Regions from separate parts of the Homo sapiens genome. Here region 2 is linked to region 1. The links are chromatin loops, found by intact Hi-C in ENCODE. Cell type or tissue: OCI-LY7. All regions are shown on one strand. Each heading gives the region's core, and the rest is flanking DNA. Links, peaks and the distances in the headings are about the cores only. Region 1 holds the start of LOC124903186 (a long non-coding RNA gene). Region 2 has its middle 30 kb from the start of MYCBP2.

Evidence for each region. A loop is a pair of places that touch in the nucleus more often than their neighbours do. Peaks named below come from ENCODE experiments on the same cell type or tissue, not always from the same donor. Only the 100,000 strongest peaks of a DNase experiment are listed, where the experiment ranks them.
Region 2: it touches region 1 in a loop (2.3-fold over the local background); 5 of 110 quality-filtered maps call a loop at or near these places.

The regions. Positions count from the first base shown.
Region 1 is chr13:77,420,453-77,437,250 of GRCh38, forward strand. LOC124903186 (a long non-coding RNA gene) reads left to right here and starts at 7,144. Exons shown (of 4, transcript XR_007063828.1): 1 at 7,144-7,236. It overlaps LOC124903185, which reads left to right. Exons shown (of 3, transcript XM_047430828.1): 3 at 2,358-2,650. The coding sequence ends at 2,486. RefSeq lists an enhancer at 9,151-9,360. In OCI-LY7, for the core only: no CTCF peak of the experiment used is centred there; a DNase peak (open chromatin) is centred at 9,049; H3K4me3 peaks cover 956 bases; H3K27ac peaks cover 1,492 bases.
Region 2 is chr13:77,349,185-77,365,982 of GRCh38, forward strand. No RefSeq gene overlaps it. Among named protein-coding and RNA genes, the nearest start is that of MYCBP2, 30 kb to the left of the region's middle. RefSeq lists an enhancer at 5,593-5,762 and a cis regulatory region at 5,678. In OCI-LY7, for the core only: no CTCF peak of the experiment used is centred there; a DNase peak (open chromatin) is centred at 5,007; H3K4me3 peaks cover 1,112 bases; H3K27ac peaks cover 910 bases.

The DNA of each region.
Region 1 (16,798 bases), core at 5,172-13,171:
TAGAATTTTTATAGTTTCAGATCTTAGATTTAAGTCCTTGATCCATCTTGAGTTGATTTTTGTATAAGGCGAGAGGTGAGGATCTAGTTTCATTCTCCTACATATGGCTTGCCAATTATCCCAGCACCATTTGTTGAATAGGGTGTCTTATGTTTTTGTTTGCTTTGTCAAAAATAAGTTGGCTGTAAGCATTTGGGTTTCTTTCTGGGCTCTCTATTCTGTTCCACAGGTCTATGTGCCTATTTTTATACCAGTACCACGCTGTTTTGGTGACTATGGCCTTATAGTATAGTTTGAAATCAGGTAATGTGATGCCTCCAGATTTGTTATTTTTGCTTAGCCTTGCTTTGGCTATGCGGGCTCTTTTTTTGGTTCCATATTAATTTTAGGACTTTTTTTTTTTAGTTCTGTGACAAATGATGGTGGTATTTTGATGGGAATTGCATTAAATTTGTAGATTGCTTTTGGCAGTATGGTCATCTTCACACTATTGATTCTACTCATTTATGAGCATGAGATGTGTTTCCATTCCTTTGTGTCATCTATGATTTCTTTCAGCAGTGTTTTGTAGTTTTCATTGTAGAGAGGTCTTTCACCTCCTTGGTTAGGTATATTTCTAAGTATTTTATTTTATTTTATTTTTGAAACTATTGTAAAAGGGGTTGAGTTCTTGATTTGATTCTCAGCTTGGTTGCTACTGGAGTATAGCAGAGCTACTGATTTGTGTACATTAATTTTGTATCCTGAAACTTTGCTGAATTCATTTATTAGTTCTAGGAGCTTTTTGGAGGAGTCTTTAGGGTTTTCTAGGTACACGATCATATCAACAGCAAACAGTGACAGTTTGACTTCCTCTTTACTGATTTGGATGCTCTTTCTTTCTTTCTCTTGTCTGATTGCTCTGGTTAGGACTTCTAGTACTATGTTGAATAGAAGTAATGAGAGTGGGCATTCCTGTCTTGTTCCAGTTATCAGGGGGAATGCTTTCAACTTTTCTGCATTCAGTATTATGTTGGCTGTGGGTGTGTCATAGATGGCTTTTGTTACATAGAGGTATGGATGTTCCTTTTTTTGAAAAAAATTATTTGATCCAGCAATCCCACTACTGGGTATCTACCCAGAGGAAAACAAGTCATTATACGAAAAACATACTTGCACACCTATGTTTATAGCAGCACGATTCTCAATTGCAAAGGTATGGAACCAGCCCAAATGCCCATCAAACAATGAGTGGATAAAGGAATTGTGTTATATATACACTATGGAATACTGCTCAGCTATAAGGAGGAATGAAATAATGGCATTCGCAGTGACCTGGATGGAATTGGAGATTATTATTCTAAGTGAAGTAACTCAGGAATGGAAAACCAAGCATCGTATGTTTTCACTTATAAGTTGGAGCTAAGCTACGAGGATACAAAGGCATAAGAATGATACAATAGACTCTGAGGACTTGGGGGAAAGGATGGGAGGTGCTGAGAGATAAAAGACTATGCTGTACATTGGGTATAGTGTACACTGCTCGGGTGATGGGTGCACCCAAATCACAGAAATCACCACTAAAGAACTTATTCATGTAACCAAACACCACCTGTTCCCCAAAAACCTATTGAAATAAAAAAAGTGCAAGAAATTTACATGTGCCAGTGCTTTTTTTCACTTAATCTCTCTCTCTCTCAGCTGTTTTATTTCTAGGTCCTTAATTCTAATAATATGTGACTTCCTAACATTTCATTTGACTAAAAATTACAAAACTGATCTGAAATTCACCATAGTGGGGTTTTACCATGTGGGTAAAGTGGACCCACAGACTTAAAAATTGTAGAATCTGAGAGTAAGAAGCAACTTATGCAATCCTCTAATTTAGTTCTTTCATTTTTCAGAGAAGGAAACTGAGGCTCAGCGAAGTTACGTGATTTGCCTATAGTTACAGAGCTAGTAAAAAGTTTAAACTGTTAGATGAACTCCTATTTGCTACTCTACCCAGTGACAGAGAATACTGAATGCATCTATTTACTCAGACATATGAACTATAGTGACTAAAAACAGTTGTGATGTGTGATGTACATTGTTGGGGGTCAGAATATAATACACCAAAATGAAGGTCTCAGAGCAGCATGGAAGCAAAAGTTTTTCTCTGACTTTCTCTGGTCCTCCTGTCTCTGGCCCCCTCATACTCCCTTGAGGCTAGCCATAGAAACTAGAATCCCTCCTCCAAGGTGGGTCATAGAAAACCAGAACCCTTTATCCCAAAGCCAGCCATAAAAACCTAAAAATATTACTTTAACTTTACCTCCACCTTTCTGTGTAAAAACTTGTCATAAAGAAATTATCTGACCTACCTTGTTTGATTGTAGATTGCAAGAGCCCCCATTCTAGAGAGGGTCCTGTCCCATACCCAGAAGGAAGGAATGCTGCACAGAGGCCAAGAAGAATCCAGACAGACAGGCCTTGCCGGGCTTCCCCGCTCAGTCTGTTTGTTTTAGACCATGCCTTCTTTGTCCAGTCATATTTCTACAAGCCTGACCATACTTTGCTGAACCAAAGCATGAACATGGACAGTTTGCTCTATATCTTTGGGTCTTCATCCTGAAGGATCCTGTGTCACATATAAAACTATGATCAAATAAATTTGTATGCCTTCCTCCTATTAATCTGCCTTTTGTCAGTTGATTTTAAGTGAACCTTTGGAAAGCTAAAGGGAAGCTTTCCCTAGGTCCCTGTAACATGTTATGTTTTAGAGGTTTCAAAATTATTCAAATGCTTTTGTATGTTTTGAATATTTTCATGGCATGACACACGTTCGTGTGTGTGTGAAACTTTGCATAATTTTAGTAGTTTTAACTTTTGCTGTCATAAAAATAATTTAGTTTTATATTTAGGAAAATCTTAAAACTCTATGGTTAGTTGGTAAATAGTGATAAAAGAAAAAATTTCAGCCAAATTAAATTTAAAGGAGTTTGCTTGAACAATGAATGATTCACGAATCAGGCAGCCCCCAGAATCGCAGCAGATTCACAGAGACTCCAGTGCAGCCATGTGGTGGGAGAAGATTTATAGAACAAAAAGAGGGAAATGACATACAAAAATCAGCAACGAGGTACAGCAACGGCTGGACTGGTTACAGGTTGGCATTTGCCTTATTTGAACACAGTTTGAACACTTAGCAGCCTATGAGTGGTTGAAGTATGGCTGCTGGGATTGGCCACAGCTATTATTACAGGTGCATACTCCTAAATTAGGTTTTCAATCTTGTCTGACTATTAAGCTACATTACAGTTCATCTACAAGGACTCAAATATAGAAGTATGGAGTCCTTCTCAGGCTATATTTAGTTTGCTTTAACAATAGATACTGGTAGAAAGATTAAAGAGAGTCATAAAGTATGTCCACTTCATGCAGCTATAAGGTTGGACTAATTAGGCAAAGTAGATAATACATCTGAAAAATTCTGGCAAAAAATCAAAACAAAACAAAACAATCAAATTCACCATTTATTTTCCAAACCAAAATTTCTTTGGTTTTTGCTTATTTGTGTTTATACTTCTGTAAAATTCCTACTCAGAGTACCTAGTTGATCATAATCTCAGAATAAGTTATTAAACTTTATAGTCTGTACTTCCTACTGAGGTATAATCATTATATATATATCTGAAATTTAATGGTGTCACTTTCTCAGCAGTGCTATTGAAGTGATTAAGCTATTATATATCTAATTATTTTGAAATTAAAAATAAAGATTTTGTACAGATTAGGGGGTCTCACTGTGTTGCCCAAGCTGATCTTGAACTCCTGGGCTCACATAAACCTCCCACCTTGGCCTCCCAAAATGCTGAGATTGCAGATGTGAGCCATCATGCTCAGCCTTTTTTTTTTTTTTTGACATTTTAAAATTAATACACATTGTACATATTTATGGGGGTAGATGTGATATTTTGTTATGTGCATAGACTGTGTAATGATCAAGTCAGGGTTTTTGGGGTGCTTGTCACCTCCAATGTTTATCATTTCCAAGAGCTAGGAACATTTTAAGTGCTCTCTTCTAGTTATTTTGAAATATACAATACATTGTTAACTATAGTCACACTACTCTGCTGTTGAACATTAGAACTTATTCTATCTAGCTGTATGTTTGTACTCTTTAACCAACCTGTCTTTGTTACCCCCTTCCCACCACAGACACATTCTTCCCAGCCTCTGGTAATCATCATTCTACTCTCTATCTCTATGTGATCAACTTTTTTAGCTCCCACATGTGTGTGAGAAAATGTGATGTGTGTCTTTCTGTGCCTGGATCATTTCACTTAACATAATGACCTCCAGTTCCACCCATGTTGCTGCAAGTGACATGATTTCATTCTTTTCATGGCTGAATAGTATTCCATTGTGGTGTATATATACTATATTTCCTATATCTATTTGTCCATTGATGGATACTTAGGTTGATTCCATATCTTTGCTATTGTAAACAGAGCTGTGATAAGCATGCGAGTGGAGGTATCCCTTTGGTATACTGATTTCTTTTCCTTTGGATAAATATCCAATGGTGGGGTTGCTGGATTATATAATAGTTCTGTTTTTTGTTTTTTTGAGTAATTGCCATACTGTTTTCCATAATGGCTATACTAATTTACTAATATTTAATGATATCTCACTGTGGTTTTGATTTGCATTTCCCTGATTATTAGGGATGTTGAGTATTTCTCATATACCTGTTGACCATTAAATTATGTTTTAATATGATATCTCTGTAAAGGTTAAGTACTTTTTAGGACATGGACCTGGAATGATTGCCAGAATTCATCGTTTGAATGGAATTAATTTTCAAATTTAGCAGGCATATACTTTCCATTTCTCCATCCTACTAAATAAATTAAAAGTTAATTTACCAGGGTGGTGGGCTTGACAGGAACAGGGAACAAGTTTTACTTTCATTTTCTGGGACCACTCCTGAGCTTGATATGCCTTTTAAACACTGACCCTCTGCCTGCCTATCTGCTTTTACTTATACTCACCTTGGAGCAGGTTCTCTTCTCTACTTCCTTTTCTGGGCAGTCTCCAGGGCGGCTTTAGCCTCTTCACTTGCTTCTGTTACAGCATGACTAACCCAGAGCTTGCCCAAAATGTGGTAGTCTGATGAATGGTCCTCCAAAGATGTCCATGGTCCTAATCACTGGGATCTGTGAGTATATTACTTTTTATGGTAAAAGGGATTAGCAGCTATGGTTAAGTTAAGGGTTTAGAGATGAGGAGATTATCCAGATAGGCTTAACGTCATCACAAGGTTCTTTATAAGCAGAAGTCAGGAGGATCAAAGTCAAAAAAAGAAGATGTGATGACAAAACCAGAGGTTGGAGGGATGTCCTTTGAAGATGGGAAAGGGGCCAGGAGCTACGGAATGTAGGCAGCTTCTACCAACTGGAAAAGCGAAGGAAACAGATTCTTCCCTGAGCCTCTGGGAGGCAGCAGTCCCGATAAGACCTGGATTTTAGACTTCTGACCTCCACAACTGTAGGAGAGTAATTTGTGTTATTTCAAGTTACTCTATTTATGGTAACTTGTTATAGCAGCAGTAGGGAACTCATCCAATTACCATATATATAAAAGCTCTTTCAAGATCATAATACCATGTTAGGTATTATTCGTAGTAGAATATCATAATACTTACAAGTCCTTTTCCTTAATATTGTATTTAAAAATTAAATGTATTTTTAAAAAATGTATTTCAAAGCTTGCTTAAAAATATTCTTGTAGACAAATATTGTACTATTTCTGTATTTTAAAATTAATTTGTTCAGTTTATACTTATTAAACATCTATTATGTGCAAAAGAGTATGTTGCAGAGGACACAGAAATGTTTAGGACATGGACTTTAATTCCAAGGATCTCATAAGGTTGACCTCTAGAAGCTATACTATTGCATAAATAACTGTTGCCTGGGTTGGCATACTGTATTAGCTAGCTACGGCTGCATAATAAAGTACCACAGACTGGGGGGCTCAGACAACAGTAATTTATTTTCCCACAATTCTGGAAGCTAGAAGTCCAAGATCAAGGTGTTGTGAAAGGAAAATAAATCTTAGGACCCCCCAAAATCACCAAGCCAAGGGAAAAGTCAAGCTGGGAACTACCTCAGGCAAACCTGCCTCCTATTTTATTCCTAGATAAGATAGCTAAAAAGGTAAAAGAGCTCCATACTTCCCTCACAATTTTCCTATAAGGAATTCTTCATGGGGCTCAAGATTTTTGCCCTAACGCAGTTCTGCTGAATTTCACCCTGGCAATGTAAACGGATAGCTTATCTCCACCGATGCAGGACATAAAGTCACCCCTCTGCTTACCTGAAACAAATGCACATCTATCTGATTTCTTCCTCTACCCTATTGTTTATGTAAAAATGCAGAATCACTGAGCCAGACTAAATTGTGTATTCAGTGGAAGGCTGACCAAGGACTCAAAAGAATGCAACTTCTTCTCTCTTATCTACCTATGACCTGGAAATCTCTGCTTCAAGTTGTTGCACCTTATGGGACCGAACCAATTTACATCTTACACATATTGATTGATGTCTCTTGTCTCTCTAAAATGTGTAAAAGCAAGCTGTACCCTGACCACCTTAGCACATTGTCAGGACCTCCTGAGGTTGTGTCACATGCGTGTCCTTAACCGTGACAAAATAAACTTGATAAATTGGTTGAGACCTGTCTCAGATATTTTGGGTTCACAGGATTGATTTCTTCTAAGCTCTGTCTCTCCTTTGCTTATAATGTGTTTCCTCCTTTGTTTTTACTTGGTCTTCCCTTTGTGCCTGTGTCCTACTTTTTTTTTTTTTTTGAGATGAAGTCTTGCTCTTTTCCCCCAGGCTGGAGTGCAATGGCGCAATCTCAGCTCACTGCAACCTTCACCTCCTGGGTTCAAGCGATTCTCCTGCCTCAGGCTCCTGAGTAGCTGGGATTACAACCATGTGCCACCATGCCCAGCTAATTTTTGTGTTTTTAGTAGAGATGGGGTTTCACCATGTTGGCCAGGCTGGTCTTGAACTCCTGACCTCAGGTGATCTGCCCGCCTCGGCCTCCCAAAGTGCTGGATTACAGGCTTGAGCCACTGTGCCCGGCCCTATTCTCCTCTTCTTATAAGGATACCAGCCATATTGGGTTACAACCCACCCTCATGACCTCATTCAAACTTAATTACCTCCATGAGGATCGCATCTCCAAATACAATCACATTCCAAGGTAAGGGGGTTGAGATTTCAATATAAAAATTGGGGGAGAACACAGTTCAGCCCATAACACATGCTAAGTGTGTGCTTTGGGAAAATTCAGAGAAGAGTGAGCTACTCTAGATATTGCTAATAGTAGAATTCACTCACAAATCAACTGATTAACAATGACATACTTGCCATGTGTGGTTACTGATAATCCAAGAATGAGCTATCCTTCCCAGAATGTACGGTGACAAATGGAGGAATCCTGATGAAGACATATAGAAACAGTAAATAAAATGATGGAACACATTTATGTCTTCATGAAAAGCACTTAGAACCAAGTACAGAAATTCTTTGGTGCAGTTGTTCAATTCCATTCTCAGGTGACAAACAAAGCCAACAGCTATGAGCCTTCTGATGATTCTGCCCTTTTGAAGTAACTAAGTTTGCACAATGACATTTACTATACTTTTAGGAACTGGCATGCCTAGGCTTAATGCATCTTTGTTGAGACAAAAAAAAAAGTTATGGTTTCTATAAGAGAATCTGTTCCAGGAGAAAGAGAATGACATATTGGATATGTTAGATAAGCAAAATATGCTAAGTTCCTTGGGGTCCTAATTAACATATTCCAGAGAAAAGTCCCACCCTAAAGTTTAGGTTCAATTATCAGAGGTCAAAATGTAATTCTGTTAGGAAAGCAGACAATGTTCACAGCAATCCTTTCATGTCCTTATGAACAAAAATGAAAATGTTCAAGTTGGTGGGAACTCATAGGAGTTAGTAATTTAATCAACATACTTTGGCCCATCATTGGGCCAAATTCTAGTGCTCTAATGCTGTAGATGGAAATATGTGGACAAAGGACTGAGCAAGATAAGATGGTCATTTAAGATAACTCATTCATTATAAGAAAATATAAAAGTAACAAAACACCATGTAAGAGAGTTTGAAGAAAAGATGAATATGATCTTTGATTTTCTAGGCACAGAAAAATAATGAAGAAATTCCAGTTTTAGGTTATTCTTTTTTTGTGCAAGTATCTGCTAATTACATATCTTATGCATTTCTCATTATCTATCATTTCAGACAAATTGTGCCTATAGACAATTTCAAAATAAATGTTTTCATACAAAGAAATAAAATGGGAGAATGGGAGCATGCCTAGTAATGACAGTTAAAATTCTGTCTTTTCCAAAATAGTACTGTTTCCATTGTAGAGTAACTGAATTCAATTATCTAAACTGTGTGTTTTTGTTAGCAACATGTGAATTTATTTAATGGTAGTGTGCAATTTTTAGTAGGAGTTACTGGAATTTTTCTAAGAACGTTGATTCACCTCAGATCACATTGTTTTTCAGATACAGTCTGTTGGATTTTAACAAAAACCCCATAGCTAATCACAGGTGAAAATAATGATACCATGTAACTATTTTCATTGATGGTGTTGGTTTTTGTCTTAGATCTAGCACAACAATGTGTTTCTTAGCAAACACTCCCTGTATTCAAGCAGACATTGTCACACACTTAGAGGAAGAGATGAAAAAGGCTGTATAGGACCATCCATAAAGTACAGAGGGGATACTTGCAGACCAGTAACCAACTTCTACGTTAGTTAAATTGAAAGCAATTTATATCATAACTTGAGTGAGTGAGGTTGGAAAAAATGTTCTTGACAATGAAGATGCTTAAACTTAAATAGGGGAGATTTTACAGAGAGAGGATGAGTAACCCAGAGTCTCAAGGCCCAGATATATTTAGCAGATAGGGCCAATTTTGTGATTCTGTGCCAGAGAGATGGGGAGGCTTTCTAAAGCGGATCTTAAGTGAAGTCAAGAGATGTAGAAAAAAGGGAAGAGAAACCTGAAGGGCAGTTTCTTATCACTTTAGTTGTATTAGTCCTTCTTCATGCTGCTGGTAAAGACATACCCGAGACTGGGCAATGTACAAAAGAAACAGGTTTAATGGACTCACAGTTCTACTTGGCTGGGGAGGCCTCACAAACATGGCAGGAGGTGAAAGACCTGTCTCACATGGCGGTACACAAGAAAAGAGAGCTTGTGCAGGGAAACTCCCCTTTATAAAACCATCATATCTCATAAGACGTAGTCACCATCATGAGAATAGCATGGGAAAGACCTGCCCCCATGATTCAATTACCTCCCACTGGGTCCCTCCCACAACACGGAACTGTGGGAGCTACAGTTCAAAATGAGATTTGGGTGGTGGCACAGCCAAACCACATCGTTACTCATATGTCTCAGTAATCACATAAAGGCACCCAGCAAATATTTGTGGATCTTCCCTGCTCTGTGCAAAGCCAACAGAAGAGCATATAAAACAAAAACAACACTAACCTTGTGTGTTTACCTAATTGCAGAGGAGCTTCAAGGAAAGCTACTCAATTTGCTTTTTTTAGATTACAGTACAGGGGTTAGCAAACCGCAGCCTGTGGGCCAAATCTGGTCGGATGCCTATTTTTGTATGGCCTATGAGCTAAGAATTGTTTTTATAGTTGAACATGTCCAATTTATTTGATGATAGGGCAAACTAATTTGGAACCCCAATTAAACTAAATGCTATCACCCCCAAAAGAATTCCATTCTTCTCATTAGTAGACCTGTGTTACAAAATATTATACTCTATTATTAATATTTAATTAAAATACTTTCAATAAAATTTTAATGGCAGTTTATTTTCTCTGTTATGTAAGTACCTACTATATATATATAGTAGGTATAGGCTTGGCCTATAAAGCCTAAAGTATATTCTATCTGAGACTTTGCGGTAAATGTTTGCTGACCCCTGTTCTAGTGAACTAACTAGATAGGAGATGCTCTGTGTAATTTCAGCAGTTTATGATATCTCAGATCCTCTTTCACTAATCTGAAAATGATTGGTAACATTTCTCACCCCATACCATTTAAGTACAAGATGTCCTTGACTCTTCATCAACTGCTACATTAATAATGAACATAACCCTGGGAAATTTGGGGATTTCATATGGTGCGAAGAGAGGTCACTTTGAGGTATTCAGCTGGTGGATGGCTTCTCTTACATGTCCCCTTGGCAGGGATCACTAGAAGTCTGGCTCAGCTGGGGCTATTCACCATGGTGGCTACATAATGGCTTCTCCAGTATGGTGATTTCAGGTTAGTTGAATTTTTACATTATAGCTCAAGACTAGCAAACATAGTGTTTGAAGAAGCTTGAGTGGAAGCTTCAAGACTTATGACCAAGATTAGAAGTCCTGGAATGTCACTTCTACCATTTTCTACTGCTCAAGAAAGTCACTAAGACCAGCCCAAATCCAAGGAGAGAGGAATTAGATTTCAACTCTCAACAGGAGAAGTACCATACTAAAGACTATATGACCATCTTTGGTAAGGTATAATCTATGATGTCTTCTATTCTTGGTTTTCAAACTTTTTATAGGCTATGTATATGTTAGATCTTTTCATTCTAGCCTATATGTTTACACTTTTTACAGTGGCTTTTTTTCATTTTTTTTCTCCCCATGCTTTAGTGGATATATTCTATAAAACTTCCTTCTGATTTCTAATTTTTTCTTTTGCTATGTCTAAATTGGAGTTAACCCCATCTATTGGATTTTAATTTTTTTGTTATTGTAGTGCCTATTTACAGACTTTTTACTTAGATGTAATTTTTTTTGTAGATGCTAGTTCTCTAGTGAAATTTTCCATCTTGTCATTTATTTTCTTAGATATATTTACAATGATTTCCAAGACCACAAGTAATAACTGTAATATCTGGATCACCTATAGGACTGCTTCCATTGTCTGTTTTCTCTATTATATGCCAGATATTTTGTCTTTTCCAGGCATACCTTGTAGTTTTTAAATTGAGTGCCAGACATTGTGTTTGAAAAATTGTATAAATAATTTGAGGCTTTCATAGATGTTACCTTCCTCCAGGGAGGATTTTCCCCCCTTTCTAATTAGCAATTAGATTAAGAGAAGTTCACCACAGTTCAACCTGAGGTTGAGTTGACTCAGAGATGGTTTCAGTACTTGGTAAAATTAAGTCTAATTGTAGTTCACATTTATTCTCAGACTATAGTCTTTCTGAAGTCTTGACTGGAAGTATAAGAAATTTACTAGTAGTCTTCCTTCTGGGAGGGCCCTGAACTCTAATTTTTCAGTAGTAAGATTGTTGAACACTGTTTAGGATTCCAGCTTTTAGACATTAACTTCTTCTTGGTTTCTTAGTGTCTCAATCCTATGTAGCTGTAGCTTAGAAATCATCAAATGCATCAGACTTCCGCAGATTGTTGAGGTCATGTCAACAAGCTTCTTTTCTCTCTGGGATCACGGCTCCTGAAGTATTGACTGCTTTGGTAGCTTCCTGATTTCTCTAAAGAGATTTTTAACTTTTGTTCAGCTGCCCTAGTCATATTCAAATTGGAATGCAGTAAGCTCTTTTACTATTACTGAAAATGACCAATTTTCTTTTATCACAACAATTAATTTTTCTCCTATGTTCCAAGTTAAACCAAAAAGATAGTTTTTGGTTTAATGATTCTAGACGTTCAGTCATCAGCCTCCCAGACTCATTAATTGGCTTTCTTGGCCATTTTCTATTGCCATTCTTCTGTTGTCTACCCTAGCATTTGTCACTTCATGTTACTTTAAAAAAAATAGTTCCTTTAAAATTCATCTATTATTCTTCAGCTACTAGTCTCTGCTCTTGTTACATTTCCTTTGGATTTGCTTAAATTGTAATTATCTATTGCTGTATAAGTACCTTGAAAATTAGTGGCTTATGATTTGCTATTTCTCTTACAGGTTGACTGGCAGGTCTTCTGCTCCATGCTGTATCAACTGGGGTCACACAAATATAATTAGTTGGTGGCTGGGCTGGGTCTAGAAGATTGAAAAAGACCCCCCTTATACATCTGGTGGCTCAGCTGGGGTGGTTTGAGTGGCTGGAGCACCTCGGTCCTCTTCCAGGTAGATCTCTTCCTTGAGCAGTCTAAGCTGGCTTCCTTCAAACATGACAACTGGTTTCCAAAAGGGTTCTTAAAGTCTCAGCTCAGAACAGGCACAGTGTCTATCACTTCTGCTGCATCCTCTTGGCCAAAATAAGTCATAAGTCCAGATCAGAGCTGAGAAGAGGGGAAATAGATTCTCCTTCTTGAAGAGAAGATTGGCATGCACATCTAAAGATAAGAATAATTGTTGGCTACCTGTGTAGGAGCACATTCCTTTTTTTGGGTACAATTTACTGAGACTACACGGACTTGTTTGGCTTCTGCCCAGAATTTTCCCCTTAGCAACTGCTAAGTTCAGTTGATTTCCACAGTAGGCTCAGGCAAAGCATAAGTGCTCTGTTCAGTATCAACATCAGACAGAGAGAATTTTACTTGGACCTTTTCTAATTACTTGCCACGGTTTAATAATTATCAGTCTGTCTTCTCCCTCAACCCCTCTGAGCCAAATCTGCCTATGCCCTACTCTTATTATCGCTTTTTAAATTATTTGAACCTAACTACTTTCTGGGACCACAACATCTTGTCTTTCTTCTTCAAGACATCTTTGCTTTACATCTTCAGAACATTGTCATCTTCTAGTAGTCTCTTTCCAGTATTTTGGAAAATACTTGCATTGCTTCCAATGGGAGAGTTGTTGTAGGTTCTACTCTTATTGGTTCTAAGGAAATTAATCCCTTTATTTCCAAAATAAAGTGATAGGTCCAAATCGATTTTAAATAGAGTAAAACTTGGGTACACTTGGACCCATAGGCTATAAGGGGCCTGTGTGTATAGAAAGTTTTAGTCATTTTGAGAGTTCCCATTATATATTTTGAAAATAAAAATTTGGTCTTGAATAGAATCAAATTTGGCCAGATTTTCTTAACAATCTGGCAGCAGTATTATGCTACTGGCATATTTATTTTGGTTTGTCCCAAGCTTTAGCAAGAATAGAGTAGGTAAGTTCCAAATATTTAAATAAATCTATATTTCATTGCAATAATCTTAAAAATTAATATATTATTCTGTGAGTTGCTTGAGACACTGTAAAACTTACCTAACTAATGTCTAAATGCCTAAGCAATTAGAGGGCCAAATTATATGTTATCAAATAAAATGTAAACATTCACCTCTAAACAATATCAATAAGCAGGTTAAATTTGTCTTTTGTAATTCAGAATGTTTCTGTTAGTGAAAAATGTTGAAAATTACATAAATGCATTTATTATTGTATGTCTCTCAAAAAATGTATTATGCTTCTATTACTTTGATGTGTAAAGAAGGCATAAATACATCTTTTTCTTTTAAGAGATGGGGTCTCTCTATGTTGCCCGGGCTGGAGTGCTGTGGCTATTCACAGGTGTGATAATAGTGTACTGCAATCCCAAACTCCTGGCCTCAAGAAATCCTCTTGCCTTAGCCGCCCCAGGAGCTGGGACTATGGGTGCAAGCTACCTTGGTGGCCATAAATATATCTTATTGGGAAGTCAGGACTTCTCTGAGAGGGCTTTAAACATGGTCAGGTTTTTAGAATAGAAAAGTCTCTATTGGCAGTGACAAAGGTTAAGAGCTGTCTTAGCAACAGAAAACTCTTAGATAGTAGGCTACATTTTAGCTATAAGAATGAAGAAATCTTGGTGAGAATCATATATTAATATATTTGTTAACAATGCCTATATCTCACATAGATATTATAAGATTGTCCTTTTAAGAAATTATCCTTTTAAGATTTGTCATGCTTTTCAATTCAAAAAAACTCCCATAGCCAAAATGCAACTGAGATCTGAAATGTCAAATTTTTGCACTCTCTGCTTTGTCAGATTTCCAGTTGCTCTCTGGACCTTGGCCGACTTCACTGGCAAAGTCAAATTGATGACTTGCTTGTATTTCTGATTCCAGTTCTATTAATTCAAAGGGATTCTTTTTGAAGAATCAAAAAGTATTCTCAGTAGACTTATGCAAATCATTACTAGTTATTGCTCTGTGTACTTTTATTCAAAGTAAAATTGAAAAACATTAAGAACTTTCTGGGATAGTTACAAATTATGTGAGTGCTAGTTTTTCTTAAAGTGTGCTCTTTATTAATTTTATTTTTGACAATTCCCATCACCATATCTATGAAACAACATTCTTTCCTTAAGTTAAAAGACTAATTTCAAAAACTATTTAAGGATTACTATGGGAAAACAAAGATTAACAATCTATAATTATTTAGCATAGAAACTTAAGTGGTTGAAAAAAATGGAAGTTTTAAAACATTGCTGATTTTTTTCATGGCTAGTCATAATTAAAGTCTCCAAAATGTGTTTTAAAATTTATCTTCTGTTTAAATTAATACAATATTGCATATTTATCAGTGATGTCAAAGTTTTCAATTTCCAAGTAAATATTGGAAAATTTTTAGTTTTCTTGTCTTCGTTAACTTCTTCTTTCCTTTCTTATAAAATTAACTTACATCTTCCATTTATTTATTTATTTATTTCTGAGACAGAGTTTCACTCTGTTGCCCAGGCTAGAGTGCAGTGGCACGATCTCAGCTCACTGCAACCTCCGCCTCCCGGGGTCAAACAATTATCCTGCTTCAGCCTCCTGAGTAGCTGGGATTACAGGCATGCACCATCATGCCCGGCTAATTTTTGTATTTTTAGTAGACATGGGGTTTTGCCATGCTGACCAGGCTGGTCTTGAACTCCTGGCCTCAGGTTATCCACCCGGGTTAGCCTCCCAAAGTGCTTGGATTACAGGCGTGTGGAGCCCAGCCTACATCTTCCATTTTAAGATTTTATTTTTCACATCACATTTCTCTTCCATATTGTCTAATCCCAGCTACACTTATTATTATCCCCCCTCATTTCATTCATGCCTGATCCTTTTGTTTACTCTGCCTCTCCAGCTTGGAGCTCCTGTGTGTTTATGACTATGTTTGTAGCAATGCTTTTGTAATAGTAAGCAGACCTTCCACTGATTCAGCAAAGACTTATTGAGCACCTATTATGTGCCAATCAGAGTGCTAGATTTTGTAGGTAAGATAATGATAATCCTGCTGAGCTCTTTGAAGTTAGGGGTATGTCTTCTTCCTCCTGGTATTCCCTAGAGCTGAACACACACCTGACCCATGATAGAGCTTCCATAAATCATTATTAAAAGTATAGCCTAGACAATCCTAAGCAAAAAGAACAAAGCTGGAGGCATCACACTACCTGACTTCAAACTATTCTACAAGGCTACAGAACCAAAGCAGCATGGTACTGGTACCAAAACAGACATAGAGACCAATGGAACAGAAGAGACCTCAGAAATAACACCACACATCTACGACCATATGATCTTTGACAAACCTCACAAAAACAAGTCATGGGAAAAGGATTCCCTATTTAATAAATGGTTCTGGGAAAACTGGGTAGCCATATGTAGAAAGCTGAAACTGGATCCCTTTCTTACACCTTATATAAAAATTAATTCAAGATGGATTAAAGACTTAAATGTTAGACCTAAAACCATCAAAACCCTAAAAGAAAACCTAGGCATACCATTTAGGACATAGGCATGGGCAAGGAGTTAATGACTAAAGCACCAAAAGCAATGGCAACAAAAGCCAAAATAGACAAATGAGATCTAATTAAACTAAGGAGCTTCTGCACAGCAAAAGAAACTATCATCAAAGTGAACAGGCAACCTACAGAAAGGGAGAAAATTTTTGCAATGTACCCATCTGACAAAGGGCTAATATCCAGAATCTACAAAGAACTTAAAGGAATTTACAAGAAACAAACAAACAACACCATCAAAAAGTGGGCGAACGATATCAACAGACACTTCTCAAAGGAAGACATTTATGCAGCCAAAAAACATGAAAAAAAGCTCATCAGCACTGGTCATTAGAGAAATGCAAATCAAAACCACAATGAGATACCATCCACAATGAGATACCACGCCAGTTAGAATGGTGATCATTAAAAAGTCAGGAAACAACAGATGCTGGAGAGGATGTGGAGAAATAGGAATGCTTTTACACTGTTGGTGGGAGTGTAAATTAATTCAACCATTGTGGAAGACCATGTGGCGATTCCTCAAGGATCTAGAACTAGAAATACCATTTGACCCAGCAAATCCATTACTGGGCATATACCCAAAGAAACATAAATCATTCTACTGTAAAGACACATGCACACATATGTTTATTGCAGTGCTATTCACAATAGCAAAGACTTGGAACCAACCCAAATGCCCATCAGTGATAGACTGGATAAAGAAAATGTGTCACATGTACACCATGGAAGACTATGCAGCCATAAAAAAGGATGAGATCATGTCCTTTGCAGGGACATGGATGAAGCTGGAAACCATCATTCTCAGCAAAGTAACACAGGAACAGAAAACCAAACACCACATTTTCTCACTCATAAGTGGGAGTTGAACAATGAGAACACTTGGACACAGGGAGGGGAACATCACACACTGGGGATTGTCGGAGGGTGGGGGCTGGGGGAGGGATAGCATTAGGAGAAATACCTAATGTAGATGACAGGTTGGTGGATGCAACAAACCACCATGGAATGTGTATCCCTATGTAACAAACCTGCATGTTCTGCACATGTAT
Region 2 (16,798 bases), core at 1,012-9,011, 75 kb before region 1:
CCTTAAATATTTTGAATATCAATCCTTTATTGGTTGCAATATTGCAAATATCTGTGGCTTGCCTGTTAACTTTGAGATGTCATTCACAAAAAGGGTATTTATTATTGGGTGAGTCTAAGTGTTTTTTGCCTCATAGGCTGTATATTATGTGAGATGTGGAATAGCCTAAAAGGAACTCTGCCTAAGATTTCTGCAAGACTTATTCATATGGCATTTGCTGCCAAGTTCCAATAGTACACATCTATACTGTACATCGAAATTTGGGCATCTCTGAGTTTTTGTCAAGTATCTGCTGCCTGATTGCATTATTTCTTAAGTCAGTCTGTTGTCCACACACATATTGAGCAATATGGTTCATTTGTAACAGAACAGGGACTTTTCCTGTTAACTGAAGGCTGGGATTGCTTAGAGACCACAGATCTGGTTCTGCAATGACTGGTGCCCATCATCCTTTCTCAGTCTCTATAAGAAGCCTGAAAGTCAAGAGAATGAGAAAGAGCTGGGAGTTGTCAGCCTAGTGGAAGTGGAGGGAGAGGGGAGGAAACCAGAGAATCTCTTCTAAACATTGGGAATAATTGACTAGAAAAAGGGACTGTCATTCTGTTTCCTGGAAGACATCTGTGTTAAGAGAAAATTCCTCATACCCACATTATTTCACACACCCACATGTCCTACAAGCAAAGCATGGACCACCTTTTCTGGTCTTTTCAAGGATGTTTGTCTAGCACACGGCCTTGAAAGTTAGAGATGGTGTATCCCTCCAGAGCAAAGGGCATGCATGCTTGCTATCTAGTATCATAAAGACACCTGCCTCTAAGCAAAAGTTAGGCTCCCCGAGTGCCTGTCTTAAAAGATTTGGGTTCCTGGCCGGGTGCAGTGGCTCACACCTGTAATCCCAGCACTTTGGGAGGCCAAGGTGGGCAGATCACCTGAGGTTAGGAGTTTGAGACTAGCCTGACCAACATGAAGAAATCCCACCTCTACTAAAAATACAGATTAGCCAGGCGTGGTGGTGCGTGCCTGTAATTCCAGCTACTTGGGAGGCTGAGGCAGGAGAATCGCTTGAACCCTGGAGGTGGAGGCTGTGGTGAGCTGAGATTGCCCCATTGCACTCCAGCCTGCCTGGGCAACAAGAGTGAAACTCTGTCTCAAAAAAAAAAAAAAAAAGATTTGGGTTCCCTAAGCTCAAAGTTTCTTGAAATGCAGCTCACTTCATGTGTAGGTGTCATCTGCACCTCTTCATGACTCCTTTTGGGAACTGGGGCTTGAGGAGCCAGCACAAAATTGATGATACTCTGGCTACTGCTCTTGCTGTGAATAAACCGTTTTTCTCTGACCTAGGAGTCTTGTGTTTCTTACCAGCATCCTTGGAGCTATGGCTTGCTAACTGCTTAGCTTGCAAGTAACTTTCAGAGTCTTCAAAGTTCATGACAATTTGCTTAGGCAGTCAACGTGATGCTCTTCCCTTGTGTTTATCTGAGCATAGGAAAAGGGAATCAGGGAAAGAAGGCTAGATGGAAAGAAGAAATTGAATGGACCAGCTTGTATAACCACAATTAGATGGAGTATACAAATCATCTATTACCACAATAATGTCCCATAACAAACAAAATGAAATTGTGGTGGCTACAACAGGCATTTATTGCACTCAAAAATCTGAGAGTTTCAGCTGATCTGGGTTGGGTTCACTCATTTTTCTGAGGGGTGATGGCTGTTGAGTGACTTAGGAATTTGTCAACTAGTATAGCTTTGGCATTTCAGATCTTGGATCAGTGGGTCAACACAAACATGGCCTTCTCATGGTGATGGCAGTGAGCAAGAGCATGCAAGCCCAATTGCATCAACACTTTCCAAGTTCCTGCTTGTGTCTTATTTGCTAATGACCCATTGGCCGAAGAAATCCCTCAACCCCAAAACAGCATCAATTAAAGAAAATAAAATCATCTTGGGACAAAGAAATCCAAAGGCAAGCCTAGACTTGAGGAAGAGGAAAGTAAACTTCATATCTTTACTGAAGGAGTCTGCAAGGTCATGTTAAAGGGTGTGGACATAAGGAAGGTAAAAGAACTGGAACTCTTAATGCAACCAATCTTCCAACAGGACAGGATATATGAGTTTCTGTGAGTCCAGTGAGAAGGAAGGAATAGAGCTGGATTTGAGCCATCTACTCGGAATACCACTTAGGATCACTTCCTGCCAGGAAAGGAGACTCCAATAGCTGGAGACTGTGGGTATCCCACAGATGGTGGGAGTATGTGAGTAAAAGGGACTTAAAGGGGTTGAACTGGAGCCAGGTCTCCCACAGTTTAGGGAACTGTGTGGTGGAGAAGTCCTTCACCATTGCCAAAGAACTCACGCAGGCACCACATGAGAGAGCCAGTGTTTTGGATGCCTGGGACAGTGGGTATTCATGACCAGTCCAATAACAAGAACTAATGTACAAAGAACTATCTTTCCACCTGGTCAATTTGCCTCAATCCCTCTTTCCTCGCTCCTGTCCCCATTGAACCTACACTTTGAAGAAGAAGGAAAAAGGGAACTGGGTGAGCAGACTATACCTCTCTTCACAATTTAGGGTCTTTGGCTACTGGTCAAACCTGTACTAGAGGGAGAGGAAGCTGAGAAAAAAGTGACTGCATCCTATGGAATCTGGAATCTGCCTAAGATGTTATTAACAAAGTGTGTTTGATTAAAGAAAACAAAACCATCTTATATTTATACCTCTCCTGAATTAGAACTCTTTAATAACCACGTACATGATAAAATACGCTAATTGTTTAATTTTAGTTGACCAGTCAGCATTTAAGGAATATGATGCTTATTTGTCCCCAATATTTAAACCCAAAAGTAAAGTCTATGGACAAATAAATTTTAAAAATAAAAGAATTCAAGGATCCATACTATATCTTTTATAGGAAACATCATTACCAATACATCAATAAAAGATGACTAAACCTTGTCATTTAAAAATCAGGCTTGTAGCCTTTTTATTATAAAATTAATATGTGCTCACTTGTAGACAACTTTGGCAATTCAGCATAAAAATCTTATCCGTAATACCACAACCCAGAAATAACATCTGTTAATATTTTGGTGAATTTTCCTTTAATAGTTCTTCTCTATGTGTGTGTATATTTCTGAAGGTATTTTAGATTATACTGTATATCCAACATTGTATCTTGCTTTTTGAACTCAAAATTTTTATATAATTAATAATTATTTGAGAAATTAATTTTAATGGCCATATAATAAGTAACATATGAAAGTACCATATTTTATTCAATGATTTCCCCCTTGTTGTTCAATTCCTTCTGTTCTTTCACCCTTATAAATAGTGTCAGGATGTATAACATTCTCCATAAAATTTTGACATGACTTCCAATTCTATTTCTGTTGGGCTAGAAATGGAAATTCTACATGAACAGGTTTTCTTTTCAAAGAAAGAAAACCTTAAAAAAGGAAGGAAAGAAAAATGCATTTGGCAAACTGAATCACCAAAATTGTCTGTAAGTGAGCACATATCAATTTTATGTCCACTGTAACTCCAAAGAACAATCATAGAAGCATCTGTGTCATAGCGTTCTGCTAGCATAAATATAAGCTGCCAAGGTTAAAGGCAAAATTAATGCATAATTTCTTTTGTCATTTTTTGTTTACTAGATGGATGTTTTAAATATGTATACAATATACACTTAATTGAAAAAACCCCAAATCTTGTCATTTATGACAACATGGGTGAACCTGGAGAACATTAAGTTACATAAGCCAGGCACAGAAAGACAAATACCACATGATCTAACTCATATATGGAATCTAAAAAAGTTGACCTCATAGAAGTAGAGAGTAGAATGGTGGTTACTAGATGCTGTAGGAGCTAGTGGGGAGGGGGGGCTGTGAGATATTGGTCAAAGAATATATTAATTACAGTTAGATAGGAGTAAGTTCAAGAGATCTATTGTATAGCATGAAGACTATAGTTAATGACCATATATTTCTGAGAAATGCAGAGTGGATGTTAAGTGTTCTTACCACACACAGACACACACACACACAAAGTGTGTGCATATACCTATTGTACTTTATCTTCTGGGAACTTTGTTTTTTGCTTTTCTAACTACCACTGGCAACTTAAAAGCTCATTATATTAAGATTTATCTTTCAGATTGATTAGTAATAATCAAATTATCTAATCTTATATTTATTGAGAGCTCAGAAACTCTAGTCTTATGAAAGTTGGTATAACTTACAAATTTATTTAGGCTATTGAGGTAGGTTAGCCTTGTAAATAAAAAGCATTAAGTTGGAGCCAGAGAAATCAGATTATCTTACCCTTCTTAGTCCCGTCATTTGTATTTGTACTTGACCTCTCTGAGCCCAAATTAACTTCAGTCATAAAATCAAGAGTTTGATCCTTGTCTTTTAGAATTTTTTGAGAATTAAATGAGATCATGCTTAAGGGAATCCAGCAGATAAAAGGTATACAACATTTTATCTTTCTTTAAAATCAAACCATGAGAGAGCAACTAGATACACAAGGGAAAACTGATTAATGTGAAAAGTATAATTACTTTATGCCTTAACAATTTCTTCCCATAATGTATTAGTTTTGTTTTTTTGTTTTTTGACACAGGGTCTTGCTGGAGTGCAGTGGCATGGTCCTAGCTCACTGTAACCTTGAATTCCTGGGATGATAGGTGTGCCACCATGCCAGACTAATTTTTTTGTATGTGTAGCGATGAAGTCTCACTATGTTGCCCAGGCTGTCTTGAACTCCTAGCCTCAAATGATCCTCCCACCTTGGCCTCCCAAAGCCCTGGGATTAAAGGCCAGAGCCACTGCTCCAAACCCAGCTTTTTTCTTTTCTTTCTGCTTCTCTTCTCTTCTTTTTTTCTTTTCTTTTTTAATGGCCACCATTATGTTTCCTGTCAATAGAGGTAAAAAATCTCAAGTTAATATATAAAAACTCTTACTCTATAAACCACTTCCTCTTCTTATTTCCTCTTTAATAGGACTCCAAGTTTTGACTCAAGTCTTTCTTTCCTTCCTTTTTTTTTCAATGCTTCTTGTTCTCAGTTATTCAATGTTCTACTCAGTTCATTTTATTTACTAACTAGAATTCTTTATCCTCAACTAAGTGCTACTTTTCTCATTAAACTCCAAGAATATCCGTCTCCTGACTGGCATACTTATATTCCGCTCAACTGGTCCTCAGAACAGAGAACTAAGTTTCATTTCTGTTTTGCAAAGAAATTACAGTAGCAATGAATTAACTGAATGAAGCAGGAGGACAGGGTCCCCAGGTGATGGTAGTCATCAGATATATTCTCCATTTCATATTAAAATCAATTTGTTTCTGTATAGAAAGAAACATTGTATCCAAAACAATGCTATTTTTAAAAAACTGACCCTAACTGAAATAACAGTATATATTTATTTACAAAAAGGTTAAAAATTGGATGAAGGATTTCCACTTCTGAAATTATGTTGGACTAAATATCTCTGAGAGGATCTTCCTTTACAGAATATTTAACTTATTGATACACATTGGAGGCATTGCTGGTTTTGCAAATGATAAAGGAATTCTCTAAGGATAACATAGAACATACAACAACATAAACACAAAAAAAAAAAGAAACTGCAGAGCTGGGGCTAGAGCTTTTTGTATATGCTTGAAAATGTCTATAACAAATTTTACAGATATCAAGATAGTTGGGGAGAAGTTAGAGGGTTAGGATGAGGAAGAGCATATATCCAGATTTAATGATATTGTTCATGTTCTGGATCTTAGATCAGATAATGGGTATAATTTTTCTAACTTACATATTTATCACATGTCTTATATACTAGTATTATGTATTTTTATTTTTATTTTATTTTTTTGAGACAGAGTCTCAGTCTGTTGCCCAGGCTGGATGCAGTGGTACACTCACAGCTCCCTGCAGCCTCGACCTCCTAGGCTCAAGTGATCCTCCTGCCTCAGCCTCCTGAGTGAATGGGACTACAGGCGTGCACCACCACGCCTGGCTAATTTTTTTTTATTTTTTGTAGAGATCGAGTATTTGCCATGTTGCACAGGCTGGTCTTGAAATCCTGGGCTCAAGGAGTCCACCCATCTCAGCCTCCCAAAGTGGTGGGATTACAGTGAGCCACTGTGCCTGGTCGTATTACTTATTCTTAAATTTAAAAAGTTTAAATGTATTTTTCAACTTTTTATTTTAAAATTTTAAATACAGAGAAAAGTTGAAAGAATGGTACAAAGAATATTCACGTACCTTCCACTAAGTTCAAAAATTAACATGCTGGCAAATATTTAAATATTTCTGTCTATATACATGCATAAAATAATTTTTATTCCGAAATATTTGAAAGTCATTTGCAGACATATGAAACTTCACTCCTAAATATACCACTATAAAGTTTCTAAGAATAAGAATACTTTACTTAATCACAATGCTATTATTATGCTCAAGAAACTTAACAATAATTTTATATTATTTTATATCCAGTCTGTAGTCAAATTCTCCCTCTTGTCTCCAAATTCCTTTTACAGATGTATATTTGAATGTATGGAATTTGATTATTGAGTTTGATCGCCCCTCTTTCTCTTTTAATCTAGAACAATCCTCGACTGGCTGGGCGTGGTGGCTTATGCCTGTAATCCCAGTGCTTTGGAAGGCCGAGGTGGGAGAGTCAACTGAGCCCAGGAGTTCGAGGCTGCAGTGAGCTGTGATCACGCCACTGCACTCCAGCCTGGAGAGCAGAATGAGACCCTGTCTCTAGAAAAACAAAAAAGGAAGGAAAAAAAGAAAAATTCTCTACCCAAATATTTTTTCATGACGTTGACTATTTGAAGAGGCTGAGCCAGTTTTCCTATATAATATGTCCCATATCCTGACTGTTTCCCATGGTGTTGTTCAACCTGTTTGTCTATCCCCTTTATTTTGTGTATTTAGGTCTAGACTTGATTAAATTCAGGTTTAACCTATTTGTCAAGAATGTTTAATTTTGTTCTCAAGATAGGTAATATTGTGACTTCATATGTTATCAGGTGACACACGTCAGGTTGTCCTATTACTGGTGATACTAAGTTTGGATGGCAACTACCAGATCACCAGGTTGCAAAGGTACATTTTACTCTTTGGAATTAATAAATAATCTCAGAGGTGATCCTAGGGCACTGCAGGAATATCCTGTTCTCCCAACAGTATGTTCCACACTATGGTTTCAGCAAACATTTACTAGGTGTTACAAAATCATGATTTTCTAATCCTGTCGTACCAAATAGAGATTTTTCAGTACTTTTTTGTTTTTAAAAGTATTACAGTAGAGTGCTAGAGCTTTAACACATGAGTTAAACTCAGTGTGGTTTTTATTTATTAGTATTATTATATAGTTAAGTTGACATAGAAACTTTATTTTTTAAATATAGCACTATGGACTGAATTGTTTCCTTCTCAAATTCATATGTTGAAGCCCTAACCTCCAATGCCATGATATTTGGAGATGGGGCCTTTGGGAGAGAATCAGGTTTAGGTGAGGTCATGAGGGTGGGACCCTCATGATGAGATTAGTGCACTTAAAAGAAGAGATACCAGAGAGCCCTCTCTCTCTCCCTGTGCCCCTCTCTCTGAATGTGAGGCTACAGCTCAAAGGTGGCCATTTGAAAGCCAGGAAGAGGGTCCTCACTAGAACCTGACCATGCTGGCAACCTCACCTTTAGCTTCCAGAACTGTCAGAAAATAAGTTTATGTTGTTGAAAGCCACCCGGACTGTGTTATTTTGTATGGCAGCCCAAGCTGTCTAACCCACAGAGTTTTCTAAGTATTATCAAACCCATTGTCCCACCTCCACTCCTAACACATTTCTCACAAATTGCCAGACATTTTCTTAGGAAATATGACCCTCCACTATGAATTACATATGCTGAAAAACATCGAGCAGCGTATTTATTGCTATTTCTGTGCATCATTGCAGTGCAGACAAATGTGATACTAAGCAAAGGTTCTCATGGTTGCCTTGCCCATGGAGTCCAATAGGACTAACTTTTCACTATTATTAATAATGCACATCATTGAATCTAGGTCTTTCTCCAAGCTTTTTATGCCTTAGGATAAACTCTAAAGATCGAAAAACCTGGTCACAGTTATAAGCCTTTTAAAGACTTACGATCTGAATCTCTAGTTTGCTTTCCATAAATATCGTGCTAAGTTCTACTTATACTAGCTGTTTGCAACTGTTCATTTAAATACCACAATCCTCAATACTAATCATTAGAATTTAAAATATTTTATAAATATAATGGGAAAACATTTAATTTGTAATTTCTTTGATAACATATTTTTTCATTTTAATTAGACATTTGTATTTTTCTTTAACTTGTTTTGTCATAGCATTGTCAATTTTTCTATAACAGTTTCAACATTTTCTTAATGATGAATGTTGAATGACTACCAACCAGGTTATATTTTATTGCAAATTAGTTTTTACACTTTGACTTTTGAAGAAAGCTGTTTTATTAGATACCGTGTTCCTACCAGTGTTAAAGGGACACTAGGAAATGTGGGAAGAAAGTGTTTCCTTGTATCTTGTTTCCAGAAAGCTTATTTAACACATACCCATGAGAATCAGGTAGGCTAAGTGTGTTTTAAGTCAATGCCATTTCTAAGAGGATATTTGATTTTAATAAATATTTTAGTAATGAATCTAAATGTACTTATTAAGTGCCCAAAGCATAGCAATACTCAGAGAGCAAGTTTTAAAACTATTCTTCCTTTGCTATTCAGCTTCTTCATCAAGGTTTACTTATGGTATTTTTTATATGGTCATGCTATCAATTACCAGAGATGCAAATACATGGTCATACTGTAGAAATTTTAAAATTAAAACTTGTCTATGCCTATTTTGAATTAGAATTTATGAAATTGAAAGATTAGCTAAATGCATTTGCTGCCTTTTGCAAGCTTTGCTAACTTGAAACCTCCCTTCTCCTTATACACTTCCTCAAAGGTGAGATAAGAAAATCACTAATGCTCGGCCTTGGTTACCAACTGTGCTAGATGATATTTCTGCACACTATAGCCAAATGGCAGCCTCTTTCTATTGTCTGTAGTGAATCCATCTTCTGGTCATTCAGCCAAGGTGCAGCCTCACTTTGAGGAGCAAACATAGCTCTAAGGGCTGACACATCTGTATCACAGTTTTTGCTACCAATAACATAGCCTGATACATTATCATTACAGTGGCATGACTTGGAGAAATATAGGATTTTGCTTTGGTATTTGTCAGTTACACTTTATATTTTATTTTTTATTTTTATTTTTATTTTTTGGGGACAGAATCTCACTCTGTTGCCCAGGCTGGAGTGCAGTGGCTCAATGTCAGCTCACTGCAACTTCCACCTCCTGGGTTCAAGCGATTCTCCTGCCTCAGCCACCTGGGTGGCTGGGATTACAGGCACGAGCCACCACGTCTGGCTAATTTGTATATTTTAGTAGAGACAGGGTTTCACCATATTGGCCAGGCTGGTCTTGAACTCCTGGCCTCAAGTGATCCTCCTGCCTCAGCCTCCCAAAGTGCTGGGATTATAGGTGTGAGCCACCTCGCCTGGCAGTTACACCTTATTTTGCAGTTATTTTTGTATTTGGCTAATTCTACTCACCATCCTTCCAACACTGTAACTCTCAGAGGGCAGAGATGTGTCTCACTTATTACTCTATTCCTGCAGAGAGTTCATGTGAATATTTGTTTTAGGAAATTGAGTTAAATCATCCTGTTTTTAGTTTGAGTTATTTGAAAATAACTAATAACTCCATATTGATTTTAAAAAACTAACTCTATAATGATGTGGAAATATAGATCCATGTTTTACAGTCCTTAGATTTCTTCTAATGTCTGGTTTAAATTCTCTCTGCTGTAATTTCTATCTGCCACATGGGACTGAGGATAATTGTTTTGTATCATTTGTACACAAACCTTTTTAATACTCAAAAACAAGACTTAATCCTTCTTAAACCTTCTTTATTTCAGTTCATATAAATTCACTTCCTTTACTCACTCCTTACTACCAAATTTTAAATTATATCTGTCCTTTTATGATGAACCTCCTCCAGGTTCCTATGCAAAACTTTATGAACGTTCTGACTAATGCATAGTTGTTTGCACAGTGGTAAGTCATTTGCATACTTGTGGAATCCAGAGATCAACAGAATCATGAAAACAAGAGCAAACTTTGGACGTGAAAGAAATCATTAAAGGCCAAATCATTTCCCACGTCACCCCTCTAGGTAGAAAATTGGGTAATAGAGGGTTTGTTTAATATGATGCCTTTTTGTTAGTCATCTTGTGAACCTAATAGAGGAACTATTTCTGTTCTTCTAGTGTATTGAGATAAGTAGCAAGAAAGTGCCAATTCAAATTTTGTGAAATAAATGAAATTTTCTACCAGATTATGTTTTGAAGGACAGATTCAGTCAACAAGCTCTGTTTAACATATATGAAGATAATGAAATTGATTCACTGAACCATGCAGTTAGAATGTGGTTTTAATACCGTCAGTGATCCAAATATATGTTTACCCTGGGATTATAGCATGAACACTCAAAATCTCTGTGCCCTAATCAGTGGTGTGTGACCAAACTACAGCAAAACCATTGATTTAAACTATACTTTAAAAGTTTGGTGTGATACCAAACTACAGCAAAACCATTGATTTAAACTATAGTTTAGAAGTTTGGTGTGATACCAAACTACAGCAAAACCATTGATTTGGCCACTAAAATAGACAAAAAGGTATCCATGGCCTCATTAGTTCCAAGCTCTAATAAACTACCCAGAAATAACTGACAAAAGGCAAAATCTTCCATATGACCTTCCAATATTTTCTCTCTGGCATGGCAAAAGAGAATACAAACTTCTTTTGAGCCTGTTGATTTGGGGATTTGACTTTATTGTGAAGCAGCAACCCTATTTTTTGTTAGTGCCAGTCATTCTAGCTAAGTTTACCCAGGGGACGTGAAGAGCCCCGAATCACTGGTGGTAATTGAGTCAAACTGTATTAGTAACCACAATGTGAGCCTGCAGTGAACAGAAAATTCCACTCACAGTGGCTTACTTATGTAGAGATTGAGGTGTCTCACACAAAAAGGTATCCACAGTAGGTGAGGAATTGGTGTAACAGCTCAGCATTTTCCTTTGTATTTGTCTACTATTCTTACATTATTTTTATTCCCATGCTCATGTTTGCCTTATTGTCACTTGATGGTGGCTACACTGTAAGCCCTGTAGTCACATACCATTCGTGATGAAGAAACAGGAAGAAGGAAGAAGAAGCACCAGAAGTCATCTGCATTTTCTTCTCCTTTTCCTTTTCTTCTTCATACATACACAAAAGCAGGAATATTGATATTGTAAATCCCCAGATTCAACTACTATCAGCATTTTGCCAATCTAGTTTCATCAGTTCCCTTCTGGCTTTAACAAGTATATAATAAAGCAAATCCCAGACGTCATATCATTTCATCCATAAATATTTTAGAATGGATCTCTAACATTTTAAGATAACAATAATATCACTATATCACATAAAATCAACAATAATTTCTTTCTTTCTTCTTTCTTTCTTTCTTTCTTTCTTTCTTTCTTTCTTTCTTTCTATCTCTCTCTTTTTTTTTTTTTTGAGACTTGCTTTGTCACTAGACTGGAGTGCAGTGGCACCATCTTGGCTTAGGCTCACTGCAACCTCCGCCTCTTGGGTTCAGGTGATTCCTCTGCCTCAGCCTCCCAAGTAGCTGGGACTACAGGCACATGCCACCACGCCTGGCTAATTTTTTTTTTTTTGTGGATTTTAGTAGAGATGGGGTTTCACCATGTTGGCCAGGATGGTCTCGATATCCTGACCTCGTGATCCGCCTGCCTCAGCCTCCCAAAGTGCTAGGATTACGGGCGTGGGCCACCATGCCAGGCCTAAAGTCAACAATAATTTCTTAATGTCACCTTGTACCTAGAACATAATCAAATCCTCCTAATTTTCTCAAGTGTTTGGATCAGGAGCCAAACAATGTTGGTTGCTAAGTCTCTTGTAATTTATTGTGATATAGATCCCTCTTATTTTTATGTCATTTACTTGTTCAAAATTTTTTTTTTAAAAGAATTTCCCACATCCTGGAAGTGGCTTTATGTTTTATTTTACACATTCCTGTAGGGACTTGGCTAAATATGTGAATAAATACAGTCTCATTTTTGGGGTGAAAAGTATTTCAGAGATGGTGATGATCCTATTGTCTTACATCAGGAGGCTCATACTGGCCGATGGTCTCATTTTTCCAATGCCAGGACTGATCAGTGAGTTCATGTGTGATCAGCCTGATCCATCCACTGTAAATCCCCCACCCATATTTCATCTAACAGTTTTGACACTTATTCTTTTATTTTATTTTCTCTTCTTCTCCTTCTCCTTCTCCTTCTTCTGAGACAGGGTCTCACTCCATCACTCAGGCTGGAGTACAGTGGCAGGATAATAGCTCACTGCAACCTTGAACTCAGGGGCTCAAGCAATTCTCCTATCTCAGCCTCCCGAGTAGATGGGACTACAGGCCCACGCCACCATGCGTGGCTAATTTAAAAACATGTTTTTTTTATTTGTTTGTTTGTTTTTTGATAGAGATGGGGGTCTATGTTGTCCAGGCTGATCTCGAACTCCTGGACTCGAATGATCCTCCTGCCTCAGGCTCCCAAAAGTCTGGAATTACATGCATAAGCCACTGTGTCTGGCCAATTTTGGCACTTATTAATAATCAAGTCTTAGGTCTCTTTTGCCATTTTGGAATTGAAATGTGATGATTTTCTAATTCTTTCATTCTTTCTGTATTTATTAACAGAAACTCTTCTATGAAGAGAGCTCTTTATCAATCATTTGTTTACCAGAAAAATAAAATACATACAAGAAAGACAGAATAAATGTTTTATGTGTCCCTTTATCTATTTTTTATGGTAATAAGTTATGTCCTAGCCACTTCTACTGATAAGCCATGGGATGATTTTCTTCTAGCATTATCATTGACGATTTCATTTGTATATATATGTTGTGTTTTTAGTAATTTGAGTCATTCTTTTTGATCCCAAATGATGTAATCTTTGGACAATGAGAGACCATTCAAGTTGGCTCCTGTGACCTTCTGGCATCCCATTAGCCTTTGACAGATTCCTTGCCTCCTGATACAAGGAAGGACATTCATTTTTTACATTTCTTTACTCAGCTCTACTATTGGTCATTGTTCCAAGGTGCCCTTGTTCATTTTAGTGGGTACTAGGGTGCTCATTGCTACTGGGCTTGTCATTGTTCCTGGGTCTTTTCAGTGGATAGAATTAGGAATGTGTACTTTTTTTTTCCAAGAAAAAATACATCATGAATTCTAACATACAGTTGTCTTGATAAATTTCCATCTGTCCTTTTGAAAAAGGCTAATAGATTTGAGATGTGTACTTTTCATGTTGTACTAATTAGAATTAACTTTGCTTCATAGAAGAGATATACTTGTAATATTCGCCCAAACAAGATCAAAGCTTTTATTGCCCATATAAATGCAATCTCATGATGCACTGTTCAAGAGCTCATTCGGCAGCTCTGTGTTATCATCAGTGACCCAGGCTCCCATCTTTCTTGCCATCTTAACATCTCAGCTTCAGTTAGCATGGGCCACCATTCAATCTATGCATTAGTCAACCAATTAAACCAAAAACCAGAAGACTCCAAGCTGTCTAAGTTTTCACAAGGAATCCAGAATAACTGGTAAGCACACCCATATCCACAAATTCAGCTTGACTAAGTTTGAGTCCTTTTTTCCTTGGCATCACATACTCAAAACCTGTTTACATCTATATTCTCCAGATTTTTGCCAACCATATTGATGTGTACTCTGTATCTTTTCAGGTATGACTTTTAAATTGCTCCTCTGAGGAATCCTGGGATCTGACTCTAGGTATAGGTCTAGAGATAATGTGACAATAATGTGAGGGCATGAGGAAGAATTGCATTTCTCTTTCAGGGTAACTCCTTTATACAGGAATGCTATAAGGTCTTACAGCAAGGCAGGAACCATGTCATCAGACAGGAGAGGTAGGGGGGCTTCAACTGACAATTAGGAGGTTTAATGGAGGCTTTCAGGTTTGGTGCTGTCTGAGGCCTCTGAATTCTCCCATGTGTCTTTCTTCTAATTCTTGAAGTTCTGCTCTTTCCCACTAAATACCCAACCTTTCACATAGGAGACCTGACAGAAACAACAGAGTGTAATTTTGAGCTTGTTGTTCTCTGTTTGATATATCCGTGATTGTTAAAATTAACCATCTGATTAACCCACAGTCTGTAATTTTCCTCATGCCCTTCATACTGTTCTATGGCAAGTCCCAAAGCTTTTTTTTTCTTTTTAAATTTTCTTTTATTTTTTTCCATAACCCCAAAGCTTTTAATGGACTCTTTTAATTAGCTACTTTGCCATCTGCCATGGACTTCTAAGAGTCCCATGTCTTAATGTTGAACGTGCTTCCATTATATTCAGCCACAGCCAGGCAAGAATCCTGTATTCTCCCCGACCTTCTTTTTCCTGAAGGATTGTTGATGCGACCTCCACAAACTAATTTCAGAATTAGTCAAGGTTCTCAGTTGCAAGTAACAGAAATAGCTTTTAGCTGATACAAGCAGAAAAGAAGTATACTGAAAGGATATTGAAAAGAATCATATAGGGGGCTAGAGAGGTAGGCTCAGAAAATGGGCATAAAAAAGAAGAAACTCAGCAAGGAAAATGGCTAAAATCCTATGCAAAACTGATTTGGGTAGGACATTGTTACCACTTTCACCACACCCTGAGCACAACAACTAGCAACTGTAATGCCACTGGCACCACCAGCATGTTTGCAGTTGCTGCTGCTGCTGGCACTGCTACCACCATGGCCCTTGAATACTGCGTGCTGCTGTAGTACTGAATACTGATACCACTGTAGCTCTTGAATACTGGATACTACTGCAGTACTGAATACTGATATCACCATGGCCCTCGAATACCGGATGCTACTGCAGTACTGTGTACTGATACCACCGTGGCCCTAGAACACAGGATGCTACTGCAGTACTGAATGAATACTGATTCCACTGTGGCACTCGAATACTGGATGCTACTGCAGTACTGAATACTGATACCACTGTGGTCCTTTGCTCTGCCCTCCCACTGATGAATCCAAGCCTCCTTAGCTCTTTATGTCACTAGCTCCAGATTCACCATCTTTAAGAGGCTTTTTTTTTTTTTTGACTGAGTCTTGCTCCGTCACTCAGGCTGGAGTGCAATGGGGACACCTCGGCTCACTGCAACTTCCGACTCCCAGGTTCAAGCGATTCTCCAGCCTCAACCTCCCAAGTAGCTGGGATTACAGGTGCACACCACCACGCCCAGCTAATTTTTGTATCATTAGTAGAGACAGGGTTTCTCCATGTTGCCCAGGCTGGTCTCGAACTCCTGACCTCAGGTGATCCATCTGCCTCGGCCTCCCAAAGTGCTAGGATTATAGGCATAAGCCACCATGCCCGGCCCTAAAAGGCTAATTCTAATGACTGGCTAAGCCTTGATAATGCACTGATGACCTAACTATCACAATTCCTGGAAAGCAAGTGTCTGTCCTTTACTTCTTTAGAGGGAGGTAGGCTCTGCCATCTATAAAGACTCAAAAGGTAGGGAAGTGCCCCAAACATTAATAGGGAGTTTCAGATAAATATCTACTATGAGTTGGGAAATGCTATGTATGTTCTGAGGTTGGAAATTATGAAGAAAAGGTGGAAAAAACTCTGGATTGGAAGCTGGGTCCAGAACAAGGGAAGCCCTGGCAATCAAAGAAAGGCAGTTAGATTTTATATGATAGACAGAAAAAGTCACTGGAAATTGCAAAGGAAATTTGTGCAAAGGAATAAAAGGGGGGTTTAGGAATATTAATCTGCAACAGTTAGTGTAGAAGCACATTTGGAGAAAGGAGATTTTAGAGGCAGAGAAACCAAAGAACATTTCAGAGAACTCGCTAAATAGAAGGTGACATGTGCCTGAACTTAGATATTGTCTGCAGCAATGAAGGTGAAAAAATAGGAGAGTATTGTAGAGATTAAATTCTAGAGCTCCCTAACAGAACCCATGTCTCACCAAAGTATTACCATATTCAATTTTCTTGCTGATAAAAGTACCATGATCTCATTTAGAAATGTTCTATTCCCAAGTGAATTCAGTGGCTGCCAAGGGCAGCAGCTCTCAGAATATGGACATTTGGGGTTTCTGAGACCCTTGTAGTGGTTCTGCAAGGTTAAAACTATCTTCACGGTAATACTAAAGTGTTATTTGCCTTTTTCCACTGTGTTGAAATTTATACTGATGATGCTAAAGCACTAGTGGCTAAAACTGCTCCTTAGCATGACTCAAGGCAGTGGTACTAAACTGTGGTAGGCACTGATCATTGTATTCTTTTTTTTTTTTTTTTTTTTTTTTTTTTGAGACGGAGTCTCGCTCTGTCGCCCAGGCCGGACTGCGGACTGCAGTGGCGCAATCTCGGCTCACTGCAAGCTCCGCTTCCCGGGTTCACGCCATTCTCCTGCCTCAGCCTCCCGAGTAGCTGGGACTACAGGCGCCCGCCACCGCACCCGGCTAATTTTTTGTATTTTTAGTAGAGACGGGGTTTCACCTTGTTAGCCAGGATGGTCTCGATCTCCTGACCTCGTGATCCACCCGCCTCGGCCTCCCAAAGTGCTGGGATTACAGGCGTGAGCCACCGC